Regions from separate parts of the Homo sapiens genome. Here region 1 is linked to region 2. The links are chromatin contacts, found by Hi-C or POLR2A ChIA-PET in ENCODE. All regions are on one chromosome and are shown on one strand. The core of a region is the stretch at or near the end of the contact, and the rest is flanking DNA. Distances in the headings are between cores, read along the strand shown. Region 1 overlaps THSD4 (thrombospondin type 1 domain containing 4). Region 2 overlaps THSD4 (thrombospondin type 1 domain containing 4).

Region 1 (2,700 bases), core at 108-2,607, 140 kb after region 2:
CACTCCAGCCTGGGCAACAAAACCGCTGCAACACACAATTTACCCACATAACAATCCTGCACGTGTACCCCCAATCCTAAAATAAATAGATGAAAACTAAATAAATACAAATAAAAATAATGTCTTAAATTGTTACTGTGACAGAAATGTCTCCTACCTGTTCAACTAGTGAGTGGGTGGACAAGCTGCCATCATTAGATACATAACCCTTATAACTCCAGAGACATAAGTGGGTCAGTCTTGCAGGAGTATGGCATGCGAGAATCACAACTCGACACTCAAAATAATTAAACAGGAATTTGTTTATGTACATCTGTTCCCAAAGGACATTAAAATTGATATTCAGTTATCGCTTGGAGTTCTAATACTCAAAAACACCAAAGTTTGGGTTCATTTGTGTCTCTACAAAACCCTTGTATTAAATTAGCATCTATGTACATCCTGTGTTTTTTAGGTTAACTACTTCTGCCATTAGCAGTCCGTTTGGTAGTCAGGAATGAATTCCTGCCATCATCTTGGAACCCATGGCGACAGTGCCTTGTTGGTTACAACTCTGAATGGATCATTTGAAATTCCCCTCACAATCCTGCATCTTTTCATTGGATTCAAGCTTATACTTCAAATTTCCTATGTTTAGTCCTAACTTTTGGAATTTTTGTTTAATTACCCGAATTCCCAGCATTGAATGGGCTTTGGATTCTACAGTGCTTAGAACAGAAATGGAATTTAGTTGTGTGTTTATATTTTTTTTAATGAGACCAGGTAATTAGAACAGAATGTGGAAGCCACTGTGTGTGTATGTGTTTGTGTGTGTGTTGTAAAATCAAAGAAAGAACTATCCTATGTTGGTTCATAGTATAGTAAAATTTAAAACATCAGCTGTCCATGACATTGAGAACAACCCTTCCACTTATTCCCCGACGTCATCGCAATTTAGTCGCAGATTTGGGGCTCAAAATTTGGAATTAGGCTCTGGGTTTTTTTTTTTTTTCCTCTATTTAGGATAGGTCTATTTAACACTGGCTTCAAATATTGGTGTTTTAGTCTTTTGCAAGCCAACCAAAACACCCACCACTCCACAACCACCAAACATGCCAACCCTGAAGCAAGCACACACATGAATTAGATAATAGGGATGTGTATTAGTTACCTGTGGCTGCCATAACAAGATACCACAAACTGGGTGGATTAAAACAACAGAAATTCATTCTCTCACAGTTCTGGAGACCAGAATTCTGAAATCAAGGTGTCAGCAGGATTGGTTCCTTCCTGAGGGCTTAGAGCAAGAATCTGTTCCGTGACCCTCTATCAGCTTCCAGTGCTTGCTGGCAATCCTTGGCCTTCCTTGGCTTGTGGCTTCCTAACTCCAGTTCCAGCCTTTGTTTTCACATGGCATTCTCACTGTGTGTCTGTGTCTGCCTGTCCAAATTGCCTTCTTTTCTAAGGACACCAGTCATACTGGATTTAGGGCCCACCCTAATGCAGCATGAGCTCATCTAAATAACATCTTCAAAGATCCTATTTCTAAATAAGGTAACATTTACAGGTTCCAGGTGGATATGAATTTTGGGAGGACACTATTCAACCCAGTATAGGATATGTTTGGCCATGCAATTACCACATAAATGAAAGAAGTAAATCCACACTACAGTGCAATCGTGCTGTAGGATTGCACTGTAGTACTACGCTAGAATCGCACTGGAGTATTGATTTAATTCTTTTTGTTCATAGAGCACTTTCCTGTTTGTTTTATAGAGTGTGGGGTGTGTGTGTGTGTGTGTGTTGGTTTTTGTTTTTTTTTTTGTAGTCTAATGACCAGTGCTTTAGATCATAGCTGACTGTACTTGTGGGGTGATGCCAGGCCAGCGAGTGGGCTGTTATCCTGCCCAGCCACGGTGCACACCTGACCGCACACTATCATCCTCCTACCCGACTTCCAGGGCCTTTTTCCCTCAAACCAAGCAGGTCTCACTTCTTGGGGCATCCCCCCTTGCAGTATATACAGGATGCTTCTTTCCTCATGTGTTCTGGTCACTCACATAGAATCCTGGACTTTCCTCATGTAGAATCCTAATATTTAACTCCATGAGGTCACCAAAGATGTTTCTCCATGGGAACTTCTGGGTCAGACCTGACCAGATGACCAAGAGCCATAAAAGCTGAATTCTGACCCCACCTCGGATATCTTATTTTTTAGACAACTCCAGTTTTCCCTCTCTGTGCCAGGAGGAAGATGCATTCTGGGGCACATGTTGCTGCCTTTTGCATACATATGTGAGCCCTGATAAGATACTTTTCCTCTTCCTAGTGATGGGTTTCTGTTTTTGAAAATGGGCCTTCTTGGCTTCTGGTGTTTTGTAACAAATACCTAATGAGTCATCACTAAACACTAGCTCTTTACTGACACTGTGGACTATAACAAAGAAATTTAAAACCAGGCTCCAGAGGCCTAGGGGATTGGCTAAGTAAACTGAGGTAGGTGAATGCCATGGAATTCTATATGGCAGTTAGAAAGCAGTTATCTAGATGGACATTTCAGCAACAAAGACAGTGTAAAAAGCAAAGGGAAAACCCAGTAACATTTATGTAAATTACATGTCTGTATCACATTAGTGTAGGTGCTTGTTGGGATAGCCAGGGACTGATGGTGGTGGAATCTGGCATAAAGGGAAAAATAAGACAAGACAGGTGGACCTTATA
Region 2 (2,700 bases), core at 68-2,567:
AGATGTCTGGTATGCTTTTCGAAAAATGCCTGTATTTAGCCCCTAGAACACATTTTGAGTACCTATTGTGGACAGGATTCTCCTCTGAGCCCTGCAGGAGATAGAGCAGCCAAATGAGATGGAAACCCTTCCTTCAAATTTAGTTGTAATGGTTGCATTAGAATCTATAGGAAGTCTCACCTTTACCTACAGACAAGCTTTATTCCCCCACGCTGATCTTTTAAACTGTACAATATTGCATCTCTGTGTGGCCATCTGTCCTCCTTCATGACAATGGGAGATTCAGCTGCTGGGGTTGGCCACAAACAGCTTATCTTATTAGCTAACCTACCATGTATGAGCTGCCTTGGCAATATCCCTATTAATTATATTTTCTTTCTTCAGCATCTTAGAAGAGTGGGGTTTTTCATTTGCTTCATGTCTCTGCCAATCCTAACCTCTCTCTCCTAAAATGTTTATTTATCTTTTGTTATAAAAGTAGTTGATGTTTATTGTTGACAGAAAGAGAGAGAGAAACAGGGATGGATATTGCAGAGAAAAAATTTTAAAAAGCTATTTATAATAAAATAAAATCCTACCACAACAAGCTTATTGTTGTTTATATTTTGGATTTACAAAATCTTTAGCTATTTATCCTCAACCCTTGCCAATTATGTGAATTTCCAGTTGGGTGAGAGTAGCTATATTAAATAGTGAGCAGTTTTCCTGTATCATTAAATAGTCTTCAAAACCTTGATTGTTCATAGCTGAATAACATTTAATACTATGGGTGAAGCAATTATTTTAATTGTTTCCTTTGTGCTGGGATTGTAGATTGTTTCTATCTTTTTACTTCAAACTCACCTGTAGTAGTGGCTGTTGCAAGGTAGCCACTTACACAGTATACCACTTTCTTCCCTGCATGCTGGGAACTGCACTGCATGCTGGAAAGCACAGCCTGGCACTGGGCTGGCTCTAGGGTAAAGAAAGAAGAGACACTGGCTTGCCCTCAGGGAGAGGGGTGGGGAGCTCTGGCGCTGGGCATGTATCATGTCTACTAATGTGATACTTAATATTAGGAGCCACCCCCTTGAAGACAGCGGAGTCCAAAAGGGCTTGCTGAGTCATCAAATACTAAGTTGGTTCAGCATAATCTTAGGATTCTGTGTGTTTTATTTTCCAAGTCGGAAAGTAGGGTTAGGGGTGGGGAGAACACTCTCCAAGAGAAGCTGACTCAAGCTACTTCTCAAAGAACAAAGTGACACACAGGAAGGAGGTTGGTTGGGAGGGGAAAGGAGAGGTCATTCCAGGAAAGGCAAACAATGTCAAGAAAGGGAGCCTGGCAGGGTTAGGTATGTGCCAGGTCTTTGTTCTGGCCTGAGTTTAAGATACCTGGGAAGGCATGCCAGGAGCTGTTCCTGGAGAAGTCTGTAGAGGGCATACCCTGAGAGGCCTTTGATGCCCCACCAAGGAGGACGACTTCATCCCAAAGACTTCGTGAGGCTGCTAGGGGTTACACATAGAGGCCTGAGCTTGGCAGACATGCACTTTGGGAAATACACTGTGGCATCTGCAGGAGGGACAACAGACTTAGGGTTTCTGGGGAGAGTTGGTGGGTGAGGAATCCGAGCCTCCTAGGTACAGGAATCATGACTTGTTTACTGCTCACCCAGGGCCTTGCACAGTGCCTGACATGCAGTAGGTGCCCAGTATTTATTAAATCTGGGAAAAGTTGTTAAACGAATCCAGGCAGGGAATGCCAAGGGTGGTGGCAGTGAGAATAGAAGATAGGGATCCTCTTAGAAAGACATTTAGGAGGGACGTGGGTGAAAATTTTTAATCTGAAATCCAAGGACCGAAGAAACTTCATTTTTTAGTGAAGCGCAAAAACTAGAAGGTAGCTTTGAAAAGGCGTTTGACTTCAGGAACCAATTGGCCAAAGGAATGTTTCTAGACCTTTCAAAACTTTAATCTGTGCTTTGTGAATTACACAGTTTGGTTCTATTCAATAGTTCCCTTTTTCCCTCAAATGCCACCTGTGAAATAAGTTAAACACCATACTGTTTTAATGTAAAAATATTTCCTCAAATCCACTGTATAAATTAATTACTCTTTGGGGAATAGGATAATCTAATTTCCCTTCTACAATGTGCTCCATTCATATGCTCTCCATTGCTGTAGAGGTAGGTTATGAATCAACTGTTTCTGAAGGATTATGAGCTATAATAAATGTCAATATGAGCTCTGATTGATTTCCTGCAGCCTCACTAGTTGTGACTTCATTTAGTAACTTAATACTAATTGTGTCGCTTTGATTACTTTGATTTTAGCTGTTTCCCCAGCACCTACTGGAGTGTCTAGGACAAGCAAGGATTCTAATGAATGTCTGTTGAATGAAGGGCTTTTAATCTTTTTAAAATGTTCCATAGAGGATTTTAGAGAAGTCGGAGTGAATGCCTGCAGTTCAGATGGGTATTGACTGAAGAGGCGAAACCATAATTTCAATTCTTGAGAAAGTAGCGCAGAACTTCTCTAGCTCACTACTGTATCGCAGTACCTCAGTGCACAGTAGACAGTCAGTGAATATTTGCTGACTGACCCTGTATTGTAGTGTCTGATGGTGAGCCACAGCCCTTAGTTCAAGTATATGCCTTAGAGAGTAATGCATCCCTTCATGTATGCATTCAACATTTATTAAGCCCCTATTGTGTGTCAATGCAA

The links. A loop is a pair of places that touch in the nucleus more often than their neighbours do. ChIA-PET counts read pairs that join two places held with the same protein, here RNA polymerase II (POLR2A).
Region 1: a map of PC-3 shows a loop between it and region 2 (2.3-fold over the local background). The contact joins two enhancer-like sites. A Hi-C loop is called at or near these places in 7 of 168 maps with a recorded cell type or tissue (PC-3, heart left ventricle, heart right ventricle and 1 more) and 2 of 37 single-sample maps with no recorded cell type. POLR2A ChIA-PET finds 5 or more read pairs at or near these places in 1 of 52 experiments (IMR-90).

Annotation. Positions count from the first base shown.
Region 1 is chr15:71,714,799-71,717,498 of GRCh38, forward strand. The region is part of intron 8 of THSD4 (thrombospondin type 1 domain containing 4); the gene reads left to right. Among named protein-coding and RNA genes, the nearest start is that of THSD4-AS2, 25 kb to the left of the region's middle. Within about 2 kb of position 1,358, at least 3 of the 41 ENCODE cell types and tissues checked have a DNase peak (open chromatin) inside an H3K27ac peak, as active enhancers do.
Region 2 is chr15:71,571,559-71,574,258 of GRCh38, forward strand. All of the region lies in intron 7 of THSD4 (thrombospondin type 1 domain containing 4), which reads left to right. Among named protein-coding and RNA genes, the nearest start is that of THSD4-AS2, 120 kb to the right of the region's middle. RefSeq lists an enhancer at 1,152-1,446. Within about 2 kb of position 1,318, at least 3 of the 41 ENCODE cell types and tissues checked have a DNase peak (open chromatin) inside an H3K27ac peak, as active enhancers do.